Linked DNA regions of Homo sapiens: region 2 is linked to region 1. Evidence: read pairs that join two places in POLR2A ChIA-PET (ENCODE). Cell type or tissue: MCF 10A. All regions are shown on one strand. Links, peaks and the distances in the headings refer to the core of each region. The heading gives the core; the rest is flanking DNA. Region 1 overlaps FLRT2 (fibronectin leucine rich transmembrane protein 2). Region 2 overlaps FLRT2 (fibronectin leucine rich transmembrane protein 2).

Evidence for each region. ChIA-PET counts read pairs that join two places held together with the same protein. Peaks named below come from ENCODE experiments on the same cell type or tissue, not always from the same donor. Only the 100,000 strongest peaks of a DNase experiment are listed, where the experiment ranks them.
Region 2: POLR2A ChIA-PET joins it to region 1 with 7 read pairs; 3 of 35 experiments call an interaction of 5 or more read pairs at or near these places.

The regions. Positions count from the first base shown.
Region 1 is chr14:85,599,803-85,615,752 of GRCh38, forward strand. All of the region lies in intron 1 of FLRT2 (fibronectin leucine rich transmembrane protein 2), which reads left to right. Among named protein-coding and RNA genes, the nearest start is that of FLRT2-AS1, 76 kb to the left of the region's middle. In MCF 10A, for the core only: a CTCF peak has its summit at 12,199 (motif pointing left); DNase peaks (open chromatin) are centred at 7,969 and 12,169.
Region 2 is chr14:85,547,577-85,563,526 of GRCh38, forward strand. All of the region lies in intron 1 of FLRT2 (fibronectin leucine rich transmembrane protein 2), which reads left to right. Among named protein-coding and RNA genes, the nearest start is that of FLRT2-AS1, 24 kb to the left of the region's middle. In MCF 10A, for the core only: no CTCF peak of the experiment used is centred there; no DNase peak of the experiment used is centred there.

The DNA of each region.
Region 1 (15,950 bases), core at 4,342-12,341:
CCACAGGAAGATTAAATAACTTCCCCAAGGTCACATAGCTAGGAAGTGTTAGATCTGGGATTTAAATCCAAGATCCGAATAAAAAGGCTGCATACAGCCATGGAAATGTTAAATATTATTGTCACAGGCAGTAGAAATAAAAGTTGTTAATAGGACAGTATATGATGGGCACAATGATACCTTCAGAATATCATCTGTAAGTAATTGATGGTGTTTAGAGACTGGAGACAAAGAGATGTGACGCAAGTGCAGTTCAGCTCATTTATGGGGGTAGCTATAAATAAAGGAGGAGAGGCATGTGAGCGATGTTGTAAAAGAAGAATTGACCTCACTAATGATTCATTTGGGCGATAAGAGGAAGTAGTAGGAGGCAGCATAGGCCTCTTTACTGTAACAAAAGATGTTGATGCCATTGGTCAAAATGGAGAAGTCAGAAAAAGAGCTTGAAAGATTTGGTTTGAAGTTCCAGATGGACGTGTGTGGCTGTCGGTATCCATGGGTTTGGAAATGCAGGGCTAAATTTCTGATCAGAATGTTCTAATTGGGTTAAAGATTTGGTATCCAGACTTCTAAGATTAAAGTGGTAGCATTTAATCATGTACATTTAATCTGTGTACTGAGGAAGAGGTGCTTGGAAATAGAACTATGAGGACTGCCCACGTTTATGTGCAGGGAAGAAAACAGGCATGGTCAGAAAAAGGAAGACTCTGACAGGACATCAGAGAAACTGATGGAGGTTAGAGCTTGGGGAAAATAAACGTGGTCAAGAGAATCTAATCCTTGCAGAGAAGTCAAGGCAAAGGAAAATTGAAAGAGACCATTAGATTTTCTATTATGAAATTATATTGTGGACTTTTTTTGCAATTTCAAAAGTATTTCAGGAGAGTATAAGCTGGATTATAAGGAACCAGGGAGTAAGAAATAGAGACAATATAATTTACATGGAAGCAAAAATAAAGGTGGAGTGGGAGCTTGGGGAACTTCCAGTGCTGGGAAAGAGTTTTTGGAATAGTGAAGACCTGATCCTCTTTCTCATCAGAGAAGACCTGGTTGGGGGTCGAGTCTGTGACTTATGTGTTATGCTGCACAGAGTGTTATCCATTCTAACTGCTTAATAGATGTTCGTTGAATGACAAGTTTAGTCTTTATCAAGCCAGGAGATAGATAGGACTTTCATTTCATATTGTGTAAAAAATAGAAATAAATAAGCCATTGGAAGTCGTGTCCTACAGTAACAGGAGGGTGAGAGGGAGATTGGATGAGGGGCACAAGCTGAACCTCAGAAAGGAGAATGTTCAGCTGACCAGGGAGGGACTAAGGTACAGGAAGCAGTGAAGATGTAGGGATGGAAGCTGAAGTGCTGTAGGTAGTGTAGGATGAGATAGAAGGGAGATGCAGCATGGAAGAAACCAAGTGAAATAATGTTGCCCTGGGCAGGCGGTAAACTATGAGTCCAAGCCATCAGGGCCGGGTTGAACTCACCATGGACTAGTGGACCATTGTTGAGCCATTTTTTAAGCATTGCTTACAAGCCTCTTTGAACTTTAAATGACACAGCATGATCCTAATAAAGAGGTTCTGGAACACAGCCAGACTTCCAGGACTAAAATTATGCCCAACATCACCAGTTCCCTGGGGAGGCCACAGGCCTCTGGATAATGGAAGACAGCAGGCTGTCCTAGCAGCTGGTGAATGGCAAGCTGCAATGGATTAATGGCTTAGGGAGCAAAGCCCTGAAGACCTTCCCAGCCCATAGGAAAAAGCACAACTCTGGAGTCAGAATACTTGGGTTTGAACCCCATCTTTGCTACTTGCTAACTGGACAAGCTTGAGCAAAGTCCTGCTACTCCCTGAGCCTCAGTTTGGTCGCTTATAAAATGAGACTAATGATAATACTTGCCTTAGAGAGATGTGAGGATCAAACAAGATGCATCAGAGAAAACTTTGTAAATTCTATGCAAATATTAGATTTTAAATAATTATAATTATTACTGGTAAAGTCACAGAGATGTGGATAGCTAAGAAAGAGTACTAGCAGAAGGATTTCCCTGTGTCTGACATACTCAGCTCAAAAATGGGAAACTTTCCCTTGAGGTCACCGTGGAATGTTTTGAATATCAGGTTCTAGAAATAGTTGCTTCTGGAAGTCAGGTGGGAGTGTTCATTGTCTACCACCAACAATGATTATTGATCTGTATGAAGGAGCAGCCATTTTCACAATAGAGAATTGCTTTTTAACCATATCTAAGCCTGTGAATACAATTTGTTATTATTTATTTATAATGAAGGGTAGTAAAGTGTCTGCTTAGATATATAGTGACTTATAAATGCATTTGCACATATGTATTTACATATGCACTCTTATACATACGTACACCCTGTAAATGCATGCATAAATATGCATGTATATTACACAAAAATACACATGTACCTACTTGATTTTCTTTACTGTCTCCTGACAAAGCAATCTATTCAAATTCAGTTTCTCAAAGTAACCATTTTGCTACCACAACCTTAGAATAGTCCCTTTGCTCCGACTTGGAGTTGTCACTGCAGAATTATTCCTGGTACACTACTGGCTTTGCTCCCTGCCCAGCTTCTCAATTGGAAGGCGAGATGGCACTTCCGATTTTATTAAAGCACGCTGGAGCTCAAAGAACAAATTGGAGAAATCAGGATTGATTACGTTATGTGCTCTCTTTGTCTTCCTCCGGGTTTGTTCAAAGCCAAGTGTGAGCTTTCAAAGCCAGAGTAGCTGAATGGAGTTCTATGCTCAGCACAGGGAACTATGATTTGGCAAATGTTCCAATTATGAAGAGTGAAATGGAAAGAGTGGGCGTAATTTTGCTTTAGGAACTGCACCTTCACATCAGTGATTTTTGCCCTGTTAACTGAATAGATCTGGCAACTTATTAGGAAACAAGTTGCTGGAGTGTCACAAACGGATGGTGTCTTCTTTGATGCATGTGAATTCTTTGTGTAGGGGACCCTTCATTTCTGTTTAAAATGGAACAAATAAACCATTTGGAAGAGGTATTACATAGAAATCTACTATAACCCCAGAATAATGATTACCTCTGTTTTAGGGTTTCGGGTTTTTTTGCTTTGTTTTGTTTTGTTTTGCTTTTGGAGAATGGGGGCATTTGAGCGCATAACTTCCTTCTTTACATCTGATGGGGAATGTGAAAAGTATAAATGAAGTTTATCTTAAATGCCCTGTTCTCTTCAAATCTTTCAAATATTCCATTTAAATAGGATCTTTCTCTTTTGTGTCTGGGTATAATTTTGTTGATACCTCTTTGGCATTTATGACCATCTGCCTTAAATTATTAATTGGGCTTTCATCCTTGCCGTCCTCTCTCCTAAATAATGTGCAAGCAAGGACTTTAACTGATTTATTTCTGAATTCCCTGAAGGTACTTGGTACAAGCTGCAACAGAGAACAACGCCTGTAGAGCTATCTACAGAGAACAGTAGATAGAGGCCCCTTTGTGTCTATGGGAAAGAGGAAAGTTGAGGTTCCGGGCATCGATTATGAAGGAGAAAAAAAAAGATGTGTCATGATGCTTTCTAGAATAATAGGATTGACTGAATAACTGATAGCTTCAAAACCAGCATATAAAGAATAGCTGTGTCTGACTGCTCATTGCTGAGTGAGGTTTTCTGATAAGGATGAGATAAGGTCAGGTAAATAACTTCTGATAATAGATGATGGGATTTCCTTTTCATTCTTACCTTTCTTTCTTTTCTGTCACATCTTGTTAGGTAATTAAGACCTGGATTGAGACCAGGCACGGTGGCTCACCCCTGTAATCCCAGCATTTTGGGAGGCTGGGCGGGCAGATCACCTGAGGTCAGGAGTTTGAGACCAGTCTGGCCAACATGGCGAAACCCCACTCTACCAAAAATACAAAAATCTGCCAGGCATAGTAGTATGCACCTGTAGTCCCTGCTACTTGGGAGGCTGAGGCACAAGAATCAATTGAACCCAGGAGGTGGAGATTGCAGCGAGCCGAGGTCTCTTGCCACTGCACTCCAGCCTGGGCGACAGAGCGAGACTCAATCTTGAAACCTGGATTGAGAATGGAGAACAGATCCGAAATTAAATGTATGCATGTTTCTGGATAACATAAGGTAACTTTTCCTTGTGTCTTGAGAGTGCCATTTTTACTGTGTTAAAACATGGCTGCTTTAACAGAAATGGAAGCCCATTTCTGTTGCTTTCTTCAATATCATTTTGATGCACTGAAGAACTTCAGGAAGCCATCCTACCTAAATCTATCCCAACCTGTCTTACTAGTTAGTGAAAACATTTTTGTGGAGTATCTTGAGGGTGGGATGGGTTGGAAATTGTCACATATTTTAAGATTGAAAAGGAGCTTAACTATAATCTGCTTTGTCTCCTTTCATGCTGGTGGGTGGCATGACGCCTAGGAAAGGTAAGTGATGTGTCTGCCTTAGCGGAACATTCAGGAGTAAAATCATGACTTCCTGAGTCTTATCCAGATCTTCCTTTACTTATGCCTATTTCCTCTGTTTTCAACATTTATATATTGCCTGGTAATCGCCAATGTGCTCATTTTATTTACGTGACTAGATTACCAATTTACTAAGCACTCGAATCATATCTTTGACTTCTTTTGAGCTCCCACCATCTAGCCCAAGTCTTTGAACATCATAATTCACAGTAGTATTGTTCACTTTAAGGATTAATGATTGCTGTGGGCTGCATTTGTTTTCATAAATTGCTCTGGGTGAAGAAATTGAGAGAGAGTTGGAAAACTCCACCAAGAAAGAAAAAAAAAATCAGAAGCATTTAAAATAAATAAGCCTAGGACTGTTTTTAAAACTGAGAAGATTTTTTTTTGTTGTTGTTCTTATTGTTTTTGAAATTGGACTAATGGTAGAGGGAATAAAAGGATCCAGATAAACTAAATTGCTCTAAATAGCTGTAGTTCAGAGCAGTGCTAAAGAAATACCTTCAAAGAGTGCTTAGAAAATGGGGAAGAAATTAGTCTTTCCTGCTGTGTGTGTTGGCAGAGGGGTGAAGTGGGTGGGGGTTAGGAAGGAAAATAGGAAGACATTTGGTCCTCCCAGCCTAGTCTGGCTGTCACTCCTGTTAGTGCCGACATGATTCTTTGACACAGAGAGTTCAGAATCATCACAGGTCACAGAGAAGATGCCAGTAAGAATTCATAGCCCTTTTGGGGCCTAACTGCAGTGAACCTGGTAAATAATTCAGGCAGTCAGAAGTGCCTGGGTATGGAAGACTTTAACTGAGCGTTTTCATCTTTTCTTTTAATATCATCTCAGGCCTTTCCAGCTAATTTGATTAAAACCTACATTTCCCCACACCCCCTCTTCCTATTGTCAAGAAAGACCATTTAGGGAGCCCAGAGTTTTGTTTTCTCTCAGCTACATTGTGCTTTTGATAACTTGGAAATATAATTGGAGATTGGGAACATCATTAAGCCAGTACTGGCAGCTCTCTCCTGTGAATGGTGCTCAACACTTTTGCTTGAGTTTTGCCTCAAAAAGTCATAGATTTTCCAGATTTTAAGGCTGATAGAACCATGATATACATTTGAAAACTTATATAGTGTACATGTTACCTAATATCAGACATAATTGGGACAGTTACTTCAGTTAAATTAAGAAATCATAAAGATATTTAATAATAACTTGTGGCTGGGCACGGTGGCTCACGCCTGTAATCCCAGCACTTTGGGAGGCCGAGGCGGACAGATCACAAGGTCAGGAGATCGAGACCATCCTGGCTAACACGGTGAAACCCCGTCTCTACTAAAAATACAAAAAATTAGCTGGGCGTGGTGGCGGGCACCTGTAGTCCCAGCTACTCGGGAGGCTGAAGCAGGAGAATGGCATGAACTGGAGCTCGCAGTGAGCCAGGATCACACCACTGCACTCCATCCAGCCTGGGCAACAGAGCAAGACTCCATCTCAAAAATAAAAATAAATAAATAAAATAAAATAACTTGTACACAGAAACATCAAATTGGACATTAATTGGCCAATCTTTTGACGTACAGCTCAGTTTTCATCTATATATTTCCATAGCACCGATTGAATTCATATTATTTTCTCCCCCAAATATGTCAACCCTGACTTCCAGTTTGCTTTATTATATTGAGATGAAAGATTTGTAAGATTCTCTTTTCCCTACTTCCCCCTCCCCCGCATATACCAGCAACTTTAGCTAGCATTCATGATTTTTTCTGAACCATTCAAGTAAGTTTTCACACCATGAGTAACTCCTTTTTGTACTCCTAATATTGCCCAACCAAATATTTCTTTATATTATATAATTACAGTTAAAAGGTATAAGTGGCATCACATACTTAGGGACTCTTGGTGAGCGCACAGCTCAATGGTTAAGAGTACTGTGTGGAGGTATTAGAAGAATATTGTAGCAACCGCTAACACTCAGTATGTCATGGGCTGGTGTATTTTGTTGAGGGTGTGAGAACACAGTGTTTTCTATGATTAAATGGAATATTGGTAGGAAATTTTCTGCTACATATATCCCACCTACCTGTAATCTTGGGAAAGTTACTTAAACACTTGACGTCCCAGTTTCTGCATCCCTAAAATGGCAATGTAATATTTACTACACAGTGTGGCCATCAGAATTAGGTAGCAAATCTCAAGCACGTGGCTTGGTGCATTACACGTTACATGTTACATGTTAGCTGTTACTCTTTTTTTTTTTTTTTTTTTTTTGAGAGGGAGTGCTGCTCTGTTGCCAGACTGGAGTGCGGTGGTGCGATCTCAGCTCACAGCAGCCTCCGACTCCCTAGTTCAAGCGATTCTCCTGCCTCAGCCTGCCGAGTAGCTTGGATTACAGGCACGCACCACCACGCCCAGCTAATTTTTGTATTTTTAGTGGAGACAGGGTTTCACCATGTTGGTCAGGATGGTCTCCATCTCCTGACCTCGTCATCTGCTTGCCTCAGCCTCCCAAAGTGCTGGGATTACAGCTTGAGCCACCGCACCCGGCCGTTAGCTGTTACTCTTATTTCCATGCTTGGTAGTCTATGATAGTGTCTCTCAAACTTCTTGCATTATTACACCCCCTTCCCCCACACCCCCTGCCACCATCCGAAGGAGATTGCCTAGATTTTTTTTTTTCTAAAGATTGCCTTCCCTCATGACATTTTAATACTACAGATCTACTGTATATCTATGGATGTACTGTAGCCACCTGGAGGGACACAAATTCTCATAATAGCTAAGGTTTTTTTAAATCTCTTTTCCACAAGAACCAGTTTTTATCCCGCTGGAGAAGACGCCATATGCTCATTGGGAATGCATGATCTATTGGGTTATAGATGATTGCGTTTTTGCTCAACCCAAGCCATCAGAGCACCATGTTAGAAGAGGGTTGACTTTCTAATGGGGGATTGAGCAAGTTTTGACCCAAGAGTCATGCTCCCTCCTCTCCTGGAAGTTTTCCTGCCGAGATGGAAGCTTAGATTTGGGAGCCAATGGTGCAGAGGGTACAGTAAGGGATTGATGCACATCAGTGATTTTTAGAGTCTGGGAAAGCAATTAGAGTTAGGCGATATGACTTTTCTTAATAACCACTTAGCAGCAGTTTTCATTTTTGTTAATGGATTGTCATTGAAGATTCAAAGTCATTATTCATTGAACAGAAAAGTAGGGAGTCAGTGGATTCTTGCAACAGCTAGGGGTGGGATCACAGCACCAGGGAAAAGAAAGTTTTCGGCTCCAGGAAGAAATGTTTTTGGGGAGGCCTGGAAGCTGAGATTGAATTCAGTGTGAATGTCCAGAAGAAGGACTTGCCTTCAGTTTACAAACAAGTTTTTGCTTTGCAGTCCTTCTATGAGAGTTGGTTGTAAGTGAGCTGTTTCTTAATCACCTTGTGTTGTAATTAGTTGTGGCATGCTTGTCTTATGTATTATGCATTTTATGTGCTTTCTACTGTATTAAGAAATCAAGCGTCTCTGTATGAGTCAGCTCATACTGCCCGAACAAAGTACCACAGACTGCACAGACTGGATGACTTGAACAACAGAAATGTATTTTCTCACAATTCTGGTGGCTAGGAGTTCAAGCTGTCGGCAGGGCTGGTTTCTTCCTAGGCTTTTCTCCTCAGATTGTATTAATAGATAGCCATCTTCTCTTCTCTTGGGTCCTCACATGGTCTTCCCTCTGTGTATGTCTGTTTCCTAATCTCCTCTTCCTGTACAGACACCAGTCATATTGGATTAGGCCCCACCTTAATTACTTTATTTTAACTCGATGCTCCCCTTAAAGACTCTGTCTCCAAATATAGTCACATTCTGAGATACTGGGGGTTAGGACTTCAACATATGAGTTTTGGGTGGGAACAGTTTAGTCCATTAACAGTCCACTGCCTCTCATGTGTTTGCTTGATAAATGATTTTTTTTTTTTTCTTTTTTGAGACAGAGTCTCACTCTGTTGCCCAGGCTGGAGTGCAGTGGTGTTATCTCGGCTCACTGCAGCCTCCACCTCCCGGGTTCAAGCAATTCTTCTGCCTCAGCCTTCCAAGCAGCTGGGATTGCAAGAGCGAGCCTGCCACCATGCCTGGCTAAATTTTGTATTTTTAGTAGAGACTGGGTTTCGCCATTTTGACCAGGCTGGTCTTGAACTCCTGACCTCTAGTGATCCACCCGCCTCGGCTTCCCAAAGTGCTAGGATTACAGGCATGAGCCACCTTGCCCAGCTGATAAATGATTATTGAATAAGTGAATGAACAGATGAATGGATGGATGGATTTTTATTTAATTGTGGTAAATCTGTTGAATTAGTAACTCTAGCAATATTCGTGAGTTAAGTCATAATGTTTCTTAAAGTTTTTGTGTTTCTTCCACCCTGAAGATATGCTTAACAGATGACATTCTTCAGCAATGTTTCTATTTATTCAGGAAGTATGCACGACCCTTCTCTTCTTGGAGGCAGGTCTGCTCGTCATGTGAAGAGCCACTGCCCTCAACAGGCCCACGCAAACATTTGCCAGCGTCCTGAGCAAGAACATGGGGAGAGGCCTGCTTTAGATCTAATTGTTCAAAAGCTACAAATCTCATTAGCAAGTTGTTTAAAAAGTGTAGGCACTTTGCCTATTGTGACCCATCTGGCTTCCAGAATATCCTGGAAGGCCAGGCAGATTTGACCTTAGAATTCTCAAACTCTACCAAATACAGAACAGAAAGTGGCAGTGCAGGGATAACTGGTCCAAAGTCTCTTCCTTTCCCACTGAGGTTCCGTCCTGAAACCCAAGAGGCTTTGCACACAGACACCCCAGCTCTGCACTCCTCCTTCCCAATCCGAACAAGCTTAGAAGTGTCATAACCTCAGGAGGACAGACCCAGTGGAGAGGTCCTCCAGGGCCCTGTGAGAAAGTTGGAGCCAGGAAATTCTGGAATCTGGGCACCCAAGATGGAACCTAGAAGGAGCAATACAGGCTTTGGATGGTCATATCCCTTTGACCCTGTGCGTTCCTTACCCTGATAGGAGGGGTGTTGGTTGTAGGTCTAAGGTTGGTACTGTGGTCAATTTCAGCTTTTTCAGGAACTCTCACTGGTTTTGAGATTATTCCCATATTCTGAATTCCCTGCAGAATGGTCAAGAGAGTTGGGGAGATAGAACATTTGGAGAAAACACTAGAGTCAGAGCGTAGCCACCTGCAAAGGTAGTTAATGGAGGTGGCTGTTTCACCGGGAATTTGTTTCATTTAGTCTTGACCTCTTGACCCTGAATACCTAGTTTCTGCACCTGTGAGTCCCCCCAAAAGACAAAGTAACTCCGTTAGGAGACTTGGTTCTAGAAACATATGAGCATATTTCAGGAAGAACCAGAGCATGAGTGGGCACCTGCACGCCTTAAATGGGGCCTGCCCTCTGCAGTGAGCCATGAGCTGGGGGAGCAGCCCCGCACCTCTATTCTCAGGTGAGACAGGGTCACCTCTCGTGAGTCACACAGCCCAGGCAGCCTTCTAGAAACGTGTCAAACTCTATTGCACTAGTAACTTTTTTATTGCTAGGGTCACTAAAAGCCACTTTTTCAAATTATCGGAGGTTGTTTGCCAGGCTGTGCACAGAACTTCAGAAGAAGGAAAAAAGCCAATGGTTTTCTTCACCACACATAGAATAATTTATAGGTAGGGACCAATTTACTTGCTAGGGAACAGTGGGTGGCCTGTGCCTTCCCCAGTGGAAGGGACATTATGCTAAGCAGGGTGGCAGGCTTCAGTGCTCATGATAGAAGTCAAGAGACCCTTCTAATTAATTACATGGCTGTCTTTACCCAGCATGGGTTCCTCACTTTCTCATCAAAGACCTTGTTTAGTCAAAGCTGTATTTCTTTTATTTATTTATTATTTATACTTCCTCTCTTTCTAAAGAGAATTTGAGACAGGTGGAAAAAAAAAAGTGTGGGGATGTTCGCGAGAAGAGACTCTCTGAAATGGGACATTTGAAGAGAGAATTCTGACAGAAGTTCAGAGCATACTTTTCTTCTCCAGGCTCTTGTTCTTGATAAAATTTCCTGTTCTACTTCATCATTACTTCTCAAGAACTTCTTTCAGCTCTTTATTGGCTAGATCCAGGTAGCGTCTTTGATCTTTACCTTCTCACCATACCTTCCCTGCAGGCTTTTCATTGCCGTGAGAATAGAATCTAAATGGATTACCAAAGCCATAAAGATTTGCCTGTTTAAGTCCATTAAAACTCTTGGCCCTATTTCTGCACTTTGCCTTCTCATTTCTCATAAAATTTCTGAGACACACCAGTCTTTCAGTTCCTGCCAGAGCTAAGGCTCTCCCTTCCTTGTATCCTTGTGCCTGCTCTTGCCTAGACCTGGACTTACTTATTGGCCTCTCTTCTCCTGAGCACCATCATTCTGCACCCTGAATCCCCCATCCTTAGCAAATCCTCATTCTTTAGGAATCCCATTTTCTAAGTTGCCATCTGTGACTGCCATATTTAAATCTACCTGACACACACCATTATCATCGTCTATGACACTTCTTTATTTCCTTCATGACGTTGCTTACAATTTTATCTTTTCTAATCTCAAGTTTTGTAGTTTTAATTAATGAATTTTTTTTGAGACAGAGTGTCACTTTGTTGCCCAGGCTGGAGTGCAGTGGTGCAATCTCGGCTCACTGCATCTTCTGCCTACTGGGTTCAAGTGAATCTCCTGCCTCAGCTTCCAAAGTAACTGGGATTACAGGCACCTGGCACCACACCCAGCTAGTTTTTGTATTTTTAGTAGAGACAGGGTTTCACCATGTTGGCCAGGCTGGTCTCGAACTCCTGACCTCAGATGATCCACCTGCCTTGGCCTCCCAAATTGCTGGGATTACGGGCCTTCTTGCTTTCTAAACATAGCACCTTCCTGACTGTAGGGACTTTATCTGTCTTGCTCACCTGTGCGTCACACGGGCCTCCTGCTTCATCAGACACAGTGGCCACTCAACAATTGCCTGATGAATAAATGCATGAGAAATACTAGTTTTAAAGAAAGGTCTGATACACTTCACTTGGTTTGGAATGTTTACCAAAAACCTTTGCTTTTCTAGAGAGGGTTGCGGGCTAATCCAAAAGAATTGGTTTATAATTATGAAATTTTAAAAAGCGTCAGAGAACCAACAAGGAAAGATTTTTGAGGAAATGGAGGCTCATCAGGAAAGCACAACATGTGAAGTTGTTGCCCACTCACATGTCTTTTTCCTTGACCTGTTTCTAGAATGTGTTGTCTCAGACAGCTGACCTGTCTTGGAGATGTAGTACTTTATAAGATGAACCAAGTATGATCCTCCCAAGGACCAGGGCCTACAGTCCAGTCAAGCTTGGGAGTGTAGCTAAGGGAGGAATGAATAACCCACTGTCATTTCAAGCGTAGGATTCTCTCATCACTCTCACTGTTTTAAATCTTCTTTATCATCACAGATTTTACATTATTCCCTTATGTATGAATGTTATTTTTATTGACCATTGAAGATTGGAACTTTTTTCTGGAAAAACATCACATGGTTGAGTCAAGGATGAAAAGTCAAAACTACCTTTTCATGTGAGGGGAGAGAGAGAGAGAGCGCGCGTGCGCGAAAGCGTGTGTGTGTGTGTGTGTGTGTGTGTGTGTGTGTGTGTGTGTGTGTATTGGGACCACCTTTCAGCTGTGTTGCCTCCCTCTGGTGGCCATTATATGCACAAGGCCTGGGTGACATGGACTGAGTCAGAATGTAACTTACTTTTCAAAAAAAAAAAAAAAAAAAAAAAGACTAAGTCATTGTGTGCACCTGAGTTTTTAAAATTATTATTGGTGGGAACTCTTTAAAAAAAGAAAAAAAAAAACACAGTTAAGTGGTTGAAATTGATTAGCACTACAAAAATATGAGCTTTTTGCCTTTGGGGTAGAGTTTGAAAGCTGCCATGGCCTTCAATGAAAGCAGCATTCTGGTTGTGTATAAACCTGTAAAAGGATCTGCCTGTATGTTTAAATTCTTCTGTGTTTGGAGAACACATCTCAGAATTCATTCACATAATCAAGGCCACCACTATAGATTATTTTAAAGGTAGCTTTTAAAACCTGTTGTGTATTTTCAATATTCTCCTTCAAATTATTCCTTAAGAGTATTGTGCAACCACAGTGGATATGATATTGAGGCAGCTTATCTGGGTTTTATTTAAAGCTTTAGAATGACTCGATTTGATCTTAACCCATTTCTAGTCATGTTCTTGGGGTGGGTTGGGGGGAAATGTCCTTGAAAGAAGGAGAGGGTCAAGGATAATAAGCAATACTAATTTTCTTCTGTTTCTTATCCCCTCTTGTTCCTCAAATCCAGAAATAGTCTCCTGAACATAGCCTGACACCTCAGCATGACAGGTGTTCTGAAGATGAGAAGGCACATTGTAAAAACCTATTTATTCAGTGAGGAAATTTTATACCATTTACATTCAGAGCCATCTCTATGATACCAAAATAGGCTTAAGCAATGAATTTTTCATTTTTTAGACTCAAAACCAGATAACTCACCTGGAAATACACACTATGTAATTTCATTTCATGGGCCTAATCAATATCTTCGACCGAAATGTGTATTCCTCTTGTGAAGGAGACATAAGATTTTCTGTTTTGTTATGTATATTACATATGTGCAATATTAGGGTAGGGAAGTAGGCCTTGTTTATATTTTTGGATTGAGTTTATTTTTTTCATAAGCTTTTTTATAGCTCTCAAAGATATTGGCCTATTTTACGTTGATTCTAACTGTGTGGAATGGTAAAGTAGTATGCAATTAAAGTTCGGTTGAACTGTCACATTGAATTTATATAAATATTTAAAATATATTGTTATTATATAAGTAAAAATTCATATTTTTTGTGATAGATCACGAATACTTAGTTGATTTCAGGTCACAGCCATCATAGAACTGAACTGTTAGGTACATACATGCCTCTGAACAAACCAAGTATGTTATGTTTCTGAGTGACCCTATTTCTGCAGTACTATAAGTCAATAAGAGCATGGAATTTGATGTTATTTGGTTAAAACAAATATAGTGCTGTAGTAATTGCAACTATTTCCTAGTTGCATGTTCTATGCCTTTTACAAAGGTCATCTAGTTTCTTTATGCCCAGGGACTATTCATCCATCGCTCTATCTATCCCTCAATCTTTCCAGATAGCTTTAGGTAGCTTAAAACTCTTGAAAGCTATTCTGAAATATTATCTCACTGATTCCTTATGGGACCTCAGATTGAAGATGTCAAAGAGTTTTTGCAGACTACCTTTTCAAACAAAGTAATCATCTGAAGGTCGTTCTTTGACTCGTTCATTTGTGTTACAAACAGATCTTGAATGCCTGCCACGTATGGCTGTAGGCTCTGGGGAAATAACGGTGAGCGAAAGCAGACCAGCCTGTCTGCCTAGAGCTTACAGAGAAGCAGGACAGAGGTTAGGAGCAGGCCCTGCAGCCCATTCCTGAGTTCAAGTCCTAGCCCTGTCACTTACTCACTGATCAACTTCATAAATGTCTGCACTTATTTTCAGGATTGATGGAAGGAAGATGTATATGTATATTACCAAAGGAAAGAACTATGATCAATGAATGAACAAGGAAAGTAAAAGTTGATGGATTCAGTACAACCAACTCTCTACCAAATTAGGGACAAATGCTCCCCGGCACAGGAGCTTTTGTTGTTGTTTAAAGCTAATCTTAGGAATGACCAACATAAAGAGTGTGTGTTTTCCACATGTTAGGCAATGTTCTAAGTGATTTACAGCCCTCTAACAACCGTGAAATATTAATACTATTATTTTCTCCATTTTATATGAATTAACTGGGACATAGAGAAGTGACGCAGTGTGCCCAAGTTAACACAACTGGGAAGTGGAAAAGCTGTTCAGGTCCTCTGTCTCCAGAGCCCAGCTCTTGCTCATAACACCTTTTCTACCTCTCTTAAACCAGTTTATTGAGTGCCTAATTGGTCCTCTTAGTTACTTTATATGATTTATATCTAATCCTCCCAACAATTTCCTAAGCACAGCTGATTATCCCCTTTGAAATTAAAAAAAAAAGGTAAAATTCAGAGAGGTTAAGTCAGGTGCCCTTTGTCATGCTGTTAGGGAATGGAAGTGCTGAGATAAGAAACTAAATTCTGACTGACTCCAAACCCTCAACTATTTCCACAACATCAGATCAGACCCGGAAGAGAGAAGGACCAGTTGTTTCAATTCCCTGAAAGCAATTCCTGATAGGGAGCGGCTGGGTGGTCAAACGTTAGTGACTAATCATCAGCCCCACTTGGGAAAGTTGACAAATTGCACCTGACCCACCTCCTTTGCAGACCTATGAAACCACAATCTGCAGGGGTGGGGCCCAGAAACCTTCATTTCTCATCACTTTCCCCTAGTGTTTTTAATGACCCTCAGGTTTGGGGAACCACTGTACCAAGTGATGAGGGGGAAATATTTTTCCCAAAGGTTACTGTCTAAAAAATCAGTTATTTTCTCTGAAACATAAGATGGTTGGTATCTGTTTGAGCAAATGAATGAATGTTATGAATGAACTGAATTATATTCCTTTGAAATGGATTGAAAGTACATAGACATTCACTGTAGAAGATACATCTGTTATGGACCATATACTTTTATATCTTATTAGTACTCTCTCAATTTATTTGCCTCCTGAAATTCTGCTCTACCAGCTTCCTTTTACTACCGGGGACCAACTACCCAACCAGTTGCTATCAGGAATAGCTTTCAGAGCATCAAGACAGTTGGCTATTCTTCTAGATCCAAACACCGTGCAGGCAGTAGTTGACGTGGAAAGAGGCCACCCAGTCCTGCAGTTCCAGATTTTAAAGGGAGCCAGGGATGATCAGTGGGATCTCCCTCCCAGTGGGCTGAGAGAGGCAGGTAGCAGTAGTGAAAGTGTCTTCAATTTCATCCATTTGAATTTATAACACTGGTTATTTGTTCTCAAGTTACCCCCATTACTCCAACCAATTGGAAACCATGTGAGAACAACGCTTCAAATGTATTAGAATATTTTGTGTTTGCCAAGAGCATAGCTTTTCCTTTTTGGTCTGATTTTAATGTTTTCAATTTTAGACTGACTGGAGCCTGGAAATGGCCAACTGTTTAAACAAAGTGTTTCTTTTCTTTTCTTCCCTCCTCCCCTCCCTCTCTCCTTCTTTCTCCTTTCCCTTGTTTCTTTCTCTTTATCTCAGTAAAGAGAAATATCTGCCTAATGATCAACTTCCGGGGGCTTGGTTGAAGTTTAGTGAATGAGATAGAAAAATGGTTTCAGGCTACGGGGTGGCTATTGATATATGTTTCCCTAAATTCCTTTGCTAATCCCCACACCTTGGTCAGCTAACTATAGGACTCTCCTGATTATTGTGCAAACAGTAGAGAATTCCTCTTCAGTATAGCTTTCTCAT
Region 2 (15,950 bases), core at 4,508-12,507, 52 kb before region 1:
CTCCCAAAGTGCTGGGATTATAGGCTTGAGCCACCTTGCTCGGCCGCTTTGTCTTTATTTTCTGAGGGTAAGCTCATCTAGGGTATGAACCCCACAAGTCTGAGACAGGTCTCAAGTAATTTAGAAAGTTTATTTTGCCAGGGTTGAGGATGTGCACCCATGACACAGCCTCAGGAGGTCCTGAGGACGTGTGCCAGGGTAATAGGGGCACAGCTTGGTTTGTGTACATTTTAGGGAGACATAAGACATCAGTCAATATGTGTAAGATGTACATTGGTTCAGTCCAGAAAGGTGGGACAACTTGAAGCAGGGAGGGGGCTTTCAGATCATAGGTAGATGAGAGGAAAATAGTTGCATTCTTTTGAGTTTCTGATTAGCTTCTCCAAATGAAGCAATCAGATATGCATTTATCTCAGTGAGCAGAGTGGTGACTGAATAGAATGAGAGCCAAGTTTGCCCAAGCAGTTCCTAGCTGGACTTTTCCCTTTAGCTTAGTGATTTTGGGGCCCCAGGATTTATTTTCCTTTCACAAGGGTGAAGATAATGCTGAATAAATGTTTGAGGCATTGAATTGAACTCAGGTGTGTGGCCTCAACCTACTTCTGTGAAACTTCCATAGAGTACCACTCTGTCTACCTCATGTATGCTACTTCCCATTAGATTTAAATATTGGATAAATTAATATTTACCAAGTTTGCACAAATAACTCTGATATATATGAATTTTAAAATTATCTCATAGAAGAAGCTTCCTTTGTTCTCTCCATGGAATCTTTTCCAAAGCAGTGCAGCCTCTTGCTTTGAAAATAGGAAGGTAGAATATTCCAAATGCATCATAAGTCCTCTGTTTATATTTTTAAAACCTGTACTCTTTCCAAGCCTCTAGGCAAGAACAAATAGAAATAATCAGAGGCCTTAGAACTTGATTATGTTGAATTGAATTATTAAGCTGAGGCTTGATAGCCAAATTAATTGTGCTATAGTTTATATTGAAGAGATGCTTGTGATATTGCAAAACCATAGACTAGCTTGCTGGAATCTTCGAAGACATCTGGATGTTTTGGAAAATACAACAATCACATGCTTTTTATTATCTCCATGATTGTATTCTTTTTAAAAAGGAGCTGTGTAAATGATACAAACAGGAAGCAGGGAAATACTGGGTAGAAGAAGTGTGGTCCCTGGCGAGAGCCACACCCTCAAGCCTGGACCCATGGCCCAAAGTGAGAACATGCATTTCTGTTTTCCCCACCCGAATGTTGCCTTTTCCAAAACCATACTGGCCTGCCCTGTCCCCCATCCTGTGCCCATAAAAACCACAGGCCCCACCAGCAGAGCAGCAGAGCAGCTGAGAAAGACAGAAGAGAAGAAGTAGCTGGACGTTGGAGAAAAGCAGCTTGACTTCAGAGGGACAGCTTGACAGTGGGACCTTGGAGAAGAGTTTGACCAGGGATGGCCAAACTCCAGGGGAAGACCACCTTCCCACTCCATCCCCTTTCCAGCTCTTCATTCCACTGAGATCCACTTCCATCAGCAATAAAATCCTCTGGGTTTACCATCTTCAATTCATTTGTGTGACCTGATTCCCCCTGGATGCCAGACAGTGACCCAGGTACGGGTGCAAGAGACTGTCACACTGACCCTCCACTGAGCTGTCTAACACTTAAGCCATCCATGGATGGCAAAACTAAAAGAGTACACTGTAACACAGGGCCTCTGGGACTCTGGGGGCTTGTGGGCAACTCCTAGATGCTGCCATGGGCCTGCACGGAGTTTTGCTTCTGCCCAGTTGCCCAGAAGCTCTTGTCCTGGCCTCTGCACCTGCTCACCTGTGTGCTACCCTGCCCATGAGGGGTTGAGAGCTGTGGGCTGAGTAAATGAGCCAACCCCTTCACGAGTCTTGCAAAGAGTCTGAGGGGAATATCCCATTTCATAAAGATATAGAGTGAACATAGAGAGAAGGTCATGGAGTTTGGAATCAGACAGACTAGATTTGAATCCTGGTTCTGTCTCAAGCAACTAGGATGACTTCAGCATGTTTCTTGGTGCTTGTGTTTGTGGCTACTTCCTCAATTTTTCAGTAGAGAAAAAATAATACTCATAGGACCACTCTGGTGAATTGTTGAATAGATTGTGTGTTATCTGCCACACTTCAAGTACTAGCATGCATTAAAATCCCTATCCCTTTGCCCTCCAATGTAAAATGATATGAATTCTGTGGCTTACACATAGCTATTTTTTTTTTTTTTTTTTGGCCTGCATAGATAAGGCAATTCCGTAAGGCTGTGTTACCATTCTCCTAAAGGGCCTCCCTGTGGGGCCACAGTACATCTTGCCTAATTTCTTTTTAACAATATTTATTTCTGTGGTCAAGAAGAAGATAAGGTACCTTAGAAGTAGTCACTGTTCTATCTCAATTTGGATATGCTTGTTGAAGAACTCTTACAACCACTTATTTCTGGGAAAAAAAAAAAAGAAATATTTTCAGCCATCTCTTCACCTCAAAAACAGCAGGCATCGTGGATTATTGGAAGGGAATTACCCAGAGAAAGTGCTCTTAAAAACAACTGCATGTAGAGGAGGCTGGCTTATCAACAGGCAAAAAAGGAGATTTTTTTCTACTAAATTTCAGCTTGTCACTATAAACGAGAAAATAGCCACATTCGTAATATATTCTATGGGGACAGTGCTGTGAGTGTTTCTACTGGTGGAATTCTCAAGTACGAGATTCTAAGAATGAGCATTTACTCTTAGAAAACCCTAGGGAATGGCTGTTAGGAATCAGGTAAACAATGAAATGAGAGCCCTTTCAAACAGGGAAGCAAAAAAAGGCAGATCAGGTAAATGAGTTCACTGTAGACCACATTGTGGAAAATGTGACGTGATATGAGACACATTTCATTTAGCATGGATAACTAATGTAATTACAATCAGCTAATGAGTTTTGTTTCTTTTTCTGCATAATATTAACATCATCCAAAGTTAAGAAGGTATTTTTTTCCGATGAAAACCCTAAAGTCATGCAAAATTATGTGGACTTCCTTTCTGATTCTTGGAGAGAAGTTAGGGTTGTTTTAGCCTTTACCTACATTTCAGTTTAAGGCTTATCCACAATCTAGAAATGCAATGTTAAAAGATAAAGAAGGATCTATAGAACACATTTTTTTTAACTTAAAACATGGATATTAGAACTTATATTTGATTATATTTTTCTTTGTGCTGAAGGATTGATCTCCTTGTCTAACACACGTTGAAAATCTGGAGGGGGTTTCATTGGAAAATTGTAGCATTTCCTTTATTAGCGACCCTTAAAAATAACAAGAATAATTAATCTGCTGGTTTAGCTTAAATTTGGTCTTATGACAGGCATGCACACGAGCTGGCTTTTCATTACCCTATCCTCCTCCATGATTCTGTCTTGTGAAATCATGAATGGAATTTCTATGAAAATATATAGCAAATAGGTTCCTGACAAAATTACTATTCACATAATTCATCATCCTTAAGTGACAGAGATTTGTAAATAATGAAATCTAGTGAGAAATCTTTAATTTCATTTAGCTAGTAGCTTAGAAGTGATTCTGATTCCACCTGTTTACCAGAACTCCTAAAGAGAAAATGAAGAAATTTAAACTTCAAATCCCATTTCCTTTTCTTTTTGAAATTAAAAGCACCTTGTTGATGGAGGAGCAGTGATTGGTATCTGTGCAAGGTGGTATGTGGGACCATTTGATCATAACTGATATGATGTAAGGAATGGGGTTGCCTGGAAAAATTAGGAAATGGGAGGGGTGGGAGAGAAATTTAAGAAAGGCACAGGCATGCCACTGGTGGAAATTACCTTCTAGTATCTCCTTTTCTGTTTACAGTAGCTCTTACCTTTCTCCAAGGGATATGTATTGAGTATTCACAAAGAAAGTAAAATGGCTCCAGTGTTACCTCCATTTGTCCTGTTTATTGTTGTGGCTATGATGTTTTTGGCTAATTATCATTGTATCCTAAATTCTTTACTAAATGGATGGATGAATGCATGCATACATGGAAGGATGGACACATGGAAAGGATGAATATATATAGGGGTTTCGCCCTGAAATACCTTAAGATTTATTGTATTTTAGATTTTAATGGACCCGACTGAGATTACTGATGACTTAATTCACTTCTTGCCAGTGAGAAAAGGTAGCCATGTGGTGAGAAACTTGAAGGTGAGAACCATTTTCCATAATCTTTTCCATGTTTGTAACTCACATATTTTTTATTTCTTAAAGTTTCCATTTTGATTATCATTTCACTTCTATATCTCCTGTGGTAGGTAAGGCATATGTATTTATCCCTGTTTCTAGATTTCCAGAGAGGAAAATGAACTACCAAAGGTCATGTCCCTTTCTGTTTTGTGCATCCATGTAGCAGATGGACACCTTATCAACAACTCTTGCCATGAATTGGACTGTCAAGCAATGGGGGATACTCAAAATATCAATAGGATAGTGAGCAGGAGCATTAAATTCTAGGTTTTATGTTGCCCCTAAAAAAATCTGTGACTTCTGTCAATTTACTGAACCTTGGAGGCACAGTTTCTTCATCTGTACAAGGCCGGGCAGTTCTAGTAATTCTCTGATTCTCAGAATCTAGGGAGCTTGTCTTAGTGGTTAGAATTTGGCTCTGGGTTTAGTCTACTTGGGTTTGTAGGTACCTTCGCTGCTTCATAGCTTTGTTACCTTGGCAAAGTACTTAACCTATATAATCCTCACTTTTCTCATCTGCATAGTGGGGATAGCAGTAATAAAACCCCTTGAAGAGTTGCCATGAGGATTAAATAAGATAATCCACAGGAGGCATTTTGCATAGTGCCTGATGCAATTAAGTGCTCAATAGATTAGCAGATCTTCTACTGTGGCTTATTCAGAAAAAGTTAAGGTGAGTATCACTGATGTTTTTAGAAAGCAGTTGATATTAACAGGTTCCTATATGACTGATCCAACTGCCTGAATCATGCCCAAATCATTAAAGCTTTCTAAAGGGCAGAGCCATCATAACTAATCCCACAATGTCCCACAGGCCTCTTCAAAGAGAAAAATGGCCCCTCTGGGAGCTCAGCAATTGTTTCAGGATGATAATGTTGATAATTCCGTCGCATCATTGGGTTTTCTGGTGCAGACAGGTAAGACACGGAGACCTTTGGGTTGATGGCAAGATTTGGAGGGCTGATTATGGCGCCTTTGATGTGAGGAGGTATTCCTGCAATCCTTCCGAGACACCTAAGCTGCTGTAAGTAATGACTTTTGTTGCTCATGTATCTGATGCTTCTGCCACTGTGTTGTCTCTGAAAAATTTGCCAGCCTGACACCCAGGATCTAGTTGTAGAACACTGCAGGAGTAATGGTATTTTTTCATGTGGTGCTCAACATACAACTCCTACATTGAATTTTAACTATGGGATTTTTGTGAATTAAAGACTTTCAGGTAAAATAGATACAGTGAATAAGGTGGGGAATACCTAAGAGAGCAGCCCCCTTTCACCCATTGGCCCTTTTCTTTTGATTTGGTTAAGATTCTGTGAATATCTGCATTAGTTATTGTTATGAAATGCGTACCCAGCTCTTCTTTGTAGCCTTCAGAAAGAGCAAATAATTTAGTGTTGTGCAGCATTAAGGTTTATTGGCCACAAAACACAGATAAAGACTGTGATGATAAAATTTTAGAATGCAGACAGGGAGTTTAGTAGTGGCCAACTTTTAAATTCCTGTGCCCAGTAATCCACGTGCTCTCTCAGTGAGGCTATGCTGCTGGGACCATCTAAGGTAAGGGTGTCCAATCTTTTGGCTTCCTGGGGCCATATTGGAAGAAGAAGAATTGTCTGGGGCCACACATGAAACACAATGATAGCTGATGAGCTAGAAAAAAAATCACAAAAATTCTTATGTTTTAAGAACATTTATGAATTTTGTTGGCCCATGGGCTGTGGGTTGGACAAGCTTGATCTAAGGGTTATTTCTTTTGTTGAATCCTGTGGGGACTACGGACATTAGATTCACACTTTTATCGCCAGATCCAAGCACTGATTAGTTATCAAGTCAGGAGTTAACAAATATTTGTGGAAGGAAAGGGTGAGGACGGAAAGGAAAAATTGAGGGAGAAAGAGAAAGGGAAAAAGATTAGAGCCTACCTCCAATAGGTGACTATAAATATTTTGTTGTTGTTTTTAGTTTTCATTCTGCATTGTCACTTTGGGTAAGGATAGAGTGTTTTTGTGCTGTTGAAGAAATAGCATTAACAGATGAGTTTTCAGGTGTCTTAAAACTGAACTCTGCCTATAAGATGGACACAGTTGTCCAAACTACTTTAAAAAACAATAGATTCAGTTTTATACTCATTCACTTAAAGGGTAGGGTAGATACTTGTCAAATGTGGTTTTGAGGGTTTACACTGGAAAGAAAAATCTCATCAAAAATATGAAGCAAGGCCTCCCTTCTCTTTTCATTCTCATTTGGAAGAAAGGGGAGAACATCTTATTTTAGTCTTTTTTAAAGAGCATAACTTATTCAAAGGCTTTGTTACACTCTGCAGGACACTACCCGTATTTAAGTTAAAAAAAAGGATTCATGAGTGAGCCAGCAATCAACAAGTATTTACTGAAGCCTCATATACCAGAAAGTTCAAAGTGCTAGTTTAAATGGTCTTCCTAAGGTATTTAACAAAGTCATGTCACAAAATACATTGTAGAAGATAAACATTTATCAGTGAGTCATCACAGACCACAAGTGCCCTTACAACAGAGTGGACGTATGTGCTTCATTTTCTGATATATTAGTAAATCTGAGAAATATTGTCCAGGTTGTATAGGATGTACAGTATTTTCATTGTCTTTAAGTGCCAGCGGACTACAGATGGCTCTCAGATCCCCTTGGATCACTTCTGTGTGGTTTGTGTACCTATTTTGAATCCTCTAGTCTTTTCCTGAATCGAAACCTCACATTCCAATTAAAATTGCTTAGAAATTCAGCTCACCTGATAGGGTTGAGAATATTTTCTTCTCAAGTTGTGGTTTCTACTTGATCCCTTATTTGTAAAATTGAATTCACTGACTTTGATCTAAATAGTTAGGGTTGTGAATATTAGTCTAGGTTTTAATCTAATCCAAGGAATGGTTACTTCTCTTTAGTTTTTCCTTTCTGATTATAAAAATAGAGAGTTGTGCTATGAATTTCAATAAACAGCCTGGTTGGGAGAACAATTCTGTCTGTATCATTACAGGATGCCCATTAAGAGTTGACTCAAAGGTCCCTTTTCCCTGTGGCTGAAGGTGGTAGTTTGCCGTCCTGCAGAGTCAGTGGTGGCATCTGTCACATGCCACTTCCGCAGAATGCACTGATGTGGATTAAAGATCTATAACATCATCTAATAATGCCTATCTATTGGAGATAGGCATCACTTTGATAGTATAACTTTGGGCCTTAGAGATGTGGTATGCAAGTTAGAAATTTGATTGTACTATGTGTATAAAAGCTGTTTTTAAAGAAAGAGCTAAAATCTAAGGTGGTAGCATACTAAAGCTTAGTTTCTTACTTTAAATATCACAGTAGATTCAGATCCTGACTTATGAGGCCAAAAAGGTTAGCAGTCCTGATAACCTTGCTGTACATTTAGAAATGAACTAGTCAGTATGTGAGAATATGCATAGATTCCTAGAAGATGTTACACATCAGCAGATCAGCAGTGTATTAGTCTGTTTTCATGCTGCTGATAAAGACTACCTGAGACTGGGTAATTTATAAAGAAAAAGAGGCTTAATGGACTCTCAGTTCCATGTGGCTGGGGAAGCCTCACAATCATAGTGGAAGGCGAAAAGCACATCCTACATGGCAGCAGACAAGAGAGAATGAGAACTAAGCAAAAGGGGTTTCCCCTTATAAAACCATCAGATCTCATGAGACTTACTTATTCACTACCATGAGAACAGTATGGGGGAAACCACCCCATGATTCAATTATCTCCCACCAGGTCCCTCCCATAACCGGTGGTAATTATAGGAGCTACAATTCAAGATGAGGTTTGGGTGGGCACACAGCCTAACCGTATCAAGCAGTTTAACTATTTCTCTCTTATCTGAAATCTATTTTATTTTATTTTATTTTATTTTATTTTATTTTATTTTATTTTTTTAGAGATGAGGTCTCACCCTGTGGCCCAGGCTGATCTCAAACTCCTGGCCTCAAGTGATCCTCTTGCCTCAGCCTCCCAAGTAGTTGGGATTACAGGTGTGAGGCCCTGTGCCTGGCCTCTCTCTGAGATCTTAAAATGAATCTGGTGAGGAAAGAAGAAAATTGGAAGAAAGCCAACTATTAAAAACTAGAAAACACTTTTAAGGACTTGAGGAAGAAATAAGCATTAAGACGTATACATGTTTCTAATTTCTAGCAATGAGATGTTAGTATAGTACAGACGGAAGGCATGTAATTAAGAAATTTACCATTAAGTTGGGAAATCCTATCCCATGAATACAGATGTTTTAGGCTTGCATAAAACTACATGGAATATCTTCAATGCAATAATAATAAGCAGTGCTGTCTGGACATTTAAAACTTTTTTAAAAAGTTTGGTATCCTAGAGACAACTATATAGATTTTGCGAGAAAATGCCCACTGGGTCATTGAAAAATAAGCTTATAGGGGTATATGCATGGCACAGTAATTTCATTGGTAGGAGATTTCTTTTAGATTTTTAGCTTGCCTTTAATGGGCTCTATCCTACATCCCAAATACCTTCTTTTCTTTTCCTCCATTTCCCATACAAGTAGTGATGTGTTAATTTCAAAATGTTAGTGATAAAATACTGTTGCTAAAAATATTTCAGCTTGCCTGGGCTTGATCTGGGGAGGACACATGTTTCTGGGAGAGAAGCCACATTCAACCCTGTAATGTTGTGTATATGCTACTCTGCAGGGCGCACCTATGCCAAGAGGCAGTTGGAGAAAATGGCTAAGCTGGTTGTGGAGGCAGACTCCCTGGGTTCAAAGTCTCATTTTTCTACACACTGGCTAACTGTAGACAAGTTACTTATTTCTCTGTACTGTAGTTTTCTCATGTAGAGCCTGGAGATAAGACCAACTTTATAAAGTTCTTGAGGAATTAAATGAGTTAATACATAGAATAGTGCTTGGCACATGGTATATACACAATAAGTATTAACTGTTGCTATTAGTTGTCAGTAATGCCTTGCTAGCACAATTTCTGTACCTTTTGTGATATTAGTCTGTTTTCACGCCGCTAATAAAGACATACCCAAGACTGGGAAGAAAAAGAGGTTTAATTGGGCTTACAGTTCCACATGGCTGGGGAGGCCTCAGAATCATGGCGGGAGGCAAAAGGCACTTCTTACATGGCAGCGGCAAGAGAAAATGAGGAAGACCCAGAAGCAGAAACCCCTGATAAAACCATCAGAGCTCATGAAACTTATTCACTACCACAAGAACAGTATGGGGGAAACTGCCCCCATGATTCAAATTATCTTCCACTGGGTCCCTCCCACAACACATGGGAATTATGGGAATATGATTCAAGATGAGATTTGGGTGGGGACACAGAGTCAAACCATATCAGATGTTATGAATAAACCTGCAAAACACAGAGACCCTCTTACTAAGGTAGAAGCTTAAAAAACATGACTAATTTCCAGTGTTTTTTTTTTTCTGAAGCTTTTTTTAATTAGCCAGCTACCTTACTAGTTTGCAAATGCCTTAAGAGCAAGGTTCATATCATATTCATCTTGTAATACCTCTGCCGCACCTAACCGAGTATTGAAGTGTTGAATTAATAAATCTTCTGGAATTTCTTGTTTCTTCAGGTTACATTAGGAATATGAAGTATTATGAATGGGGCACCTAGATTTTCAAAAAGGAGATAGAATAGATGGCATCTCCACTAGGCCCAGATAGAGTATAAAAACAAAAGCACGGCAAGGCGCGGTGGCTCACGCCTGTAATCCCAGCACTTTGGGAGGCTGAGGCAGGTGGATCACCAGAGGTCAGGAGTTCGAGACCAGCCTGACCAATATGATGAAACTAAAATTTAGTCTCTACTGAAAATACAAAAATTAGCCGGGTGTGGTGGCATGTGCCTGTAATCCCAGCTACTTGGGAGGCTGAGACAGGAGAATTGCTTGAAGCCAGGAGGTAGAGGTTGCAGTGAGCCGAGATTGCACCACTGCACTCTGCCTGGGCAACAAGAGTAAAACTCCATTTCAATAAATAAATAAATTAATTAATTAATTAATTAACAAAAGCAAACTAAAAAGACACTTCTCAGAGCTACTTTGCTTATGTCGCTAGTTCATGGTAGAAGGAAAATGGTGACTGTAGAAATGGTCAAACTGGGATCTTTTTCAGGAAATGAAACACGTAATGTAGACTTCTGTGGAAAGCATCCATAGACTTATGTGGAAAGCATCCATAGACTTCCGTAGAAAGCATCTGTAGACTTCCGCAGAAAGCATCCGTAGACTTCCGTAGAAAGCACTGATGATGTTGTATAAACAGACCATAAGGAGATTGAAGCCCTCCATGTATTCTGTTTGCCCTTGGAATATATGTGCATGTGCATGTGCTTGTGTGTTTATTTTCATTTGGGTTTATGCCCTATTTTTAATTTGTAAGCAGAACAAGAGGCAAAGGGCTCTCATATGCCCGTAGAATTATATAGTCAGGCTTTTCAGGAATTTTTTTTTTAATCCTTCAACATTTATCTTTGCATCAAAAATAAATTTTTTAAAAAAAGTAAATAAGGATAAAAGAAAAACCGAGTAGGTGGGAGAGAAGGAGGAATTTGGAGTCATGGGAATGGGCAGGTGTTCAGGTGATTTAAAAGGAGAAGTAAAGGCATGTTCCTGGATAAATGTCGATATGCATTATTAAATGAAACAGTGGTAAAATATAGACTGTCAGAAGCATTTTTCTTCCAGAGACATGAGGAGAATTGAAATGCAGTTTCAAAGGAGGAGTCTCTTTCGGTGTTTCTTCAATCATTTTTTTGTTTGAAGCTTTAATTACAGTGCTCCTTGCTACCTAATGCTTTCAGTTTAAAATGACATCACAAAAGAGAGGGGAAGATGTAATTGCTCAGATGAAGGGCAGCCATCACAGCAGCATTGAGGTATTTACTCACCAGGGAGTTCCTGCTACATGATTCTTTTCTAGATCAACATTTTGTTTTTGGAATGCTTTTGTATCATGCATATTTGACATGGTTTGTCTTTAGAGTGATTGCTCTGATACTGCTATTGCCAGAGCAGATAATAACCTTCGGGAAATAATGTATTCTGAAATAAAGGAACTAGTTATTTGCATAGTTTTCTCTGGATTGGATAATGTGTACAGGTGGCTAGTGGCTTCCTAAACGTTTAGTGTTCTAATCAAATAAACTTGTATTTAAATACATTAACACAGACCAATACACGCACATAGAAGCACATGTGTACACATAGATAGGTGCACATGCATGTGTACACATACATCACTGTCATAGCTCTTCATGCAGAATACTTTGCTATTCAGCCCCATCAACACATACTTTTTGAAAATATGCTCAGCAGAGGGGTACAAGCATACAGAGGACTCAGACCCCAGTCTCAACTTCTTCACAGTCTGATGGGGACAGACTTGGGAGCAGAGATGCTATGATGGGGGAGGCTGTGTACATTGCAGCCTGAAAACAGAGTAGAAGAGGGGCCCTTTCTCCTTCGGGCCCCTGGGAAGACTCCAGGAGGTGATGGATGAACTTTGAGCTGGTCATTGGTGAAAGAACATGGATTAGCTGAGCAGAAAAGAAGAAGGAATACTGGATGCAGTAAGTAACCACTTTGGGACTAAATTTACACCAAAATGAGTATTAGTTCCTTTGGTTCCAAATGGTTCAGATGTTCTTTAAAGGCACTGTTCTTACTGCCCAGAGGAAAGAGAGTGAGCTGAACCATACATGCTTGTAGTAAAGATTGTATGTATGTCATATATGTATATCTATATATAATATATCTACCCATGATTATACGTTGTCTATAAAGCCCCTTCACACTTTTTTTTAACCTCATAGCAGCTCAGCAGGTCAGTTTAATATGATCATTATTTTTCAGCTAAGGAAAGGGAGGCTCACAGAGATACATGGCCCAGTTTCCCTCCAATGATGTTCTGGGACTCACTGCTCTTACTCAGGTCTGTGCTGCCCATTACCTCCGTGAGGTTAGATCACAGGTTACAAGTTAGATCTCTGATATCCGGATCTCCTGATGGCATTAGCAGCGTTTAGTCAGTGACTTTCCTGGGCCTGCCTGGATCACTCTCACTTCATGTGGATGATCTCTCTCAGGAAGCCATAGATTTTGAGCAAAAATGCAGACTTCCCAGAGGCTTTGCCGGGTCCTCCATCTCACTCCCCTCAAGAATTTCAACAAATCTGTTAATGCTATTTTGTCATTTCTGTACTTCAAAGTGTTTCTGCCAGGCATACCTTGTCTGTCCCAGCTCTGACTCTTTGGGGCTGAGTAGGTTTACTTGTTTATTTTTTGGTTCTTACATGTCTCCAACTCCATGTGGATTTACATCCTACTGGGTGAGGTTTTGTTTTTCCTTGTGTCTATAGGTGAGAAGATGTGAACATACAGTTAATTGAAACTAAGTCTAGAATCATGAAGCCAGAAGGAGAAATGTATTAGAATTAGAAATGACATCACAGGCCGGGCGCAGTGGCTCATGACTGTAATCCCAGCACTTTGGGAGGCTGAGGAGGGCGGATCACGAGGTCAAGTTCAAGACCAGCCTGGCCAACATGGTGAAACCCCGTCTCTACTAAAAATACAAAAATTATCAGGGCATGGTGGCACGTGGCTGTAATCTCAGCTACTTGGGAAGCTGAAGGAGGAGAATTGCTTGAACTGGGACTCGGGAGGCGGAGGTTGCAGTGAGCCGAGATCGCACCACTGCACTCCAGCCTGGGCTGCAGAGCGAGACTCCATCTCAAAAATAAATAAATAAATAAAAGAAATAAATAAAAAATAAAGAAAAAAAAGAAATGACATCACAAAAAAGGGCTGGCTCCTCATAAAGCAGTCTTCACACACAGAATGTATGCTGTGTGACCAGGAATTTGTAGCAGCTGAGAAACCATAGTTGTTCATAAGAAAAAAAAAAAAATTAGAAGGCACAATATGCCAGTATGGCTAGCCTGCCTGCGTTAGGGTCTCAGTGATGCTGGTGGGAAACCTAAAAAAAAAATGTGAAAAATTTTCTTTTCTTCTTTTCGTGCAATTAGATCTTCTTGACTAAGAAAAAATGCAGACAAGCAATTACTCCGTTACTTTAATTACTCTCCTAATTATAACGATAACCTTGTCACATTATCATAATTCCCCAAACAGAAAAACGCATGCTCCAAATTGCACCAATATTTGATAATTTTACCTTGTTAACGGCTCACTGTCAGTATGTAGAGCACTACATTTTTTCCCCATTACCTTTCTATTGCACAGTCTATATTTCTTTGCCTCAGAAAATGATAATACATTCTGTACAACATGTTTGTGTTGCACAACCCCGTGATTTGAATATGGCTTTTTAACGTCTCGCAGTTTCAGAAGCTATCTCCTGAGCAGTGTGTAATTCTCTCCTGGCTGTTTGATGGTAATGGGAGCTGTACATGTATCTGGAGAGAGGAGAACCAGCCTGGGGGTAAGAAAGTAGCTATTTATCAAGGTATCTTACAATCTCAGTTTATGTTGTTGTAAAATGTTATTGTGCACGTTCCCTGAGATTATATCCGCTAGACATTTGTCAGCCATTGTCAACATACTGTAAGGAATAAGCATGTGTATTATTCCAGTCAACTTAATTTTATTCTGCATTTCTTTGCCCTCATTTTCAAAGAGACTGACTACTGGGGACCCTTGCTTAATGGTGCCATCTGCTAGGTTATGAATTGTACAGAACGAATGTTGGAAATGTTCTAGAACACTCACAGCACCCTGGCAGGTAGATGGCAAGGCATCCTGATGCACGGCTCCTGCCATCATGGAAATTCTCCCTCCGTTATTACAGCAAATGATACTGTTGACAGCCAATAAAGTTACAGAATGACTGCCTAGAATACAATGATAAAGTAGGAACGAGATAAAATAGAATCGTACCAGAAGCCTTTCCCACTAGAATGTCAAATTGCCCTTTTTTAAAAATGTATCATAAAGTAACCTTGAAAATCATTAGTTCTTTAGATAGCCCCGGTCTTTGGTAAAATTATGAAATTCTATTGCTGTCATTGTCTTTGTATTTTGTTGTTGTTGTGGCTGTTGTTTGGTTTTAGTGCCCCTAAAATTCCAGAGCTTCTCATCCTCACATCTATGTGACACTTCTGTCACTTCCATGGACACATTCCCTCATTTCTTTTCTGTCCTTAAGCTTTCTTACCAATTGAAACTGGTCTCAAGATAAGTTGAAGACTCTTTCCCGCTACAGGGAATATGACTAATACCAATGCTTAGTGTTAGTTTTCTGACAGTTTTTACACTTTAAAGCTATGAGTAAAACCTTGGACTAAATGCAGGCATCTGAGAAAGTAAGTAACAATGCCGTGGAAGGAAAGGCATCACTTGTTTACACACCTGGTCACCTTCTTTAGTCCATGGGACTCACTCATGTTTCCAAGAGAATATTTCATTTCCACACAGACATAGACATTTCTGACAGTTAAATCCAAAGTAACTCAAATGCTACATAACATTTTTACATTGTTTTGTGTGTTTCTTGGGTGTGTGGCATTTGGCATCAAGAAGACCCGTGTTTCAATGCAATCTCTGCCACATTTTGGCTGTGAAGACCAAATGCAGGTTATTTGACTTTTGGGAAACTCAGTCTCCTCCTCTGAGAATTGAGGTTTGTAATACCAACTCATGAACTCATTCTAAGGATCAGATGAGATAATAGATCAGAAAGAGTAGGTGGGTCTATAATGTTAGTTACTTGAAGCTGGTTCCCAAATCTCCTCCTAACCCACCTTTCTTTCTTTCTTTTTTTTTTTTTTGAATCTAGACTCAAGATATATTAAAGACTATGCTCATGGACATCAATTCTTTCCTGTCCTTTAGGGCAGTATTCAGGCCACACGGTTCAATAACGGGAAAGAATGTCGTCACATGATTGCATCATGTTCTTCAAAATGAAATCTATTGAACAGTATAAACAACAAAGAACATCATTTGTCAGAATGACCTGGGGGAAATAGTCCAGTGAAACTAAGCAAAGGGAACTTTATACCGTGAGGGAAAATCAATGGATTGTAACAGAACCCTGCAAGAAGAGACATAGCTTTCAAGTTCCAGAGACCTAGAGGTGACTGAGAAGCAGGATGTACCAGAAACTGGGCTTCTTGTTCTACTTATCTAGCGCCCTTTTCACAGTGTTGTATATGTAAATAAATAATAAAGCAGTGTGATTTTTAATTTTTTTTTTTTTTACTTATGTAAAGTTAGACATCAAAAAGCATCTGTTGGACCTCCACTCCTTAAAAGGAACACATACTAAGTTTGAGAATTATGGTTCTCTGGGCATTGCTGCCTGGCAATTACAGAAGCCTAGGGAAGTAGGGGTTATCACAGTTGTTCCCAGGTAATATCACAGTAGTTACCCCTGTCACCAGGGCCTTACAACCACTTCCTAATGGTGAGATTGGAATGAGACTGGATGTGTCTGACTCCATGGTCTATGTTGTTTAACAAATGCCAGATACATTGAGTCCCACACACCTTGTGTTAGTTTGTTCTCACACTGCTGTAATAAGCTACCTGAAACTGGGTAATTTATGAATAAAAGAGGTTTAATTGACTCACAGTTCCTCAGGCTGCACAGAAAGCATGGCTGGGGAGGCCTCAGGAAACTTACAGTTGTGGAAGAAGGGCGAAGGGGAAGCAGGCACC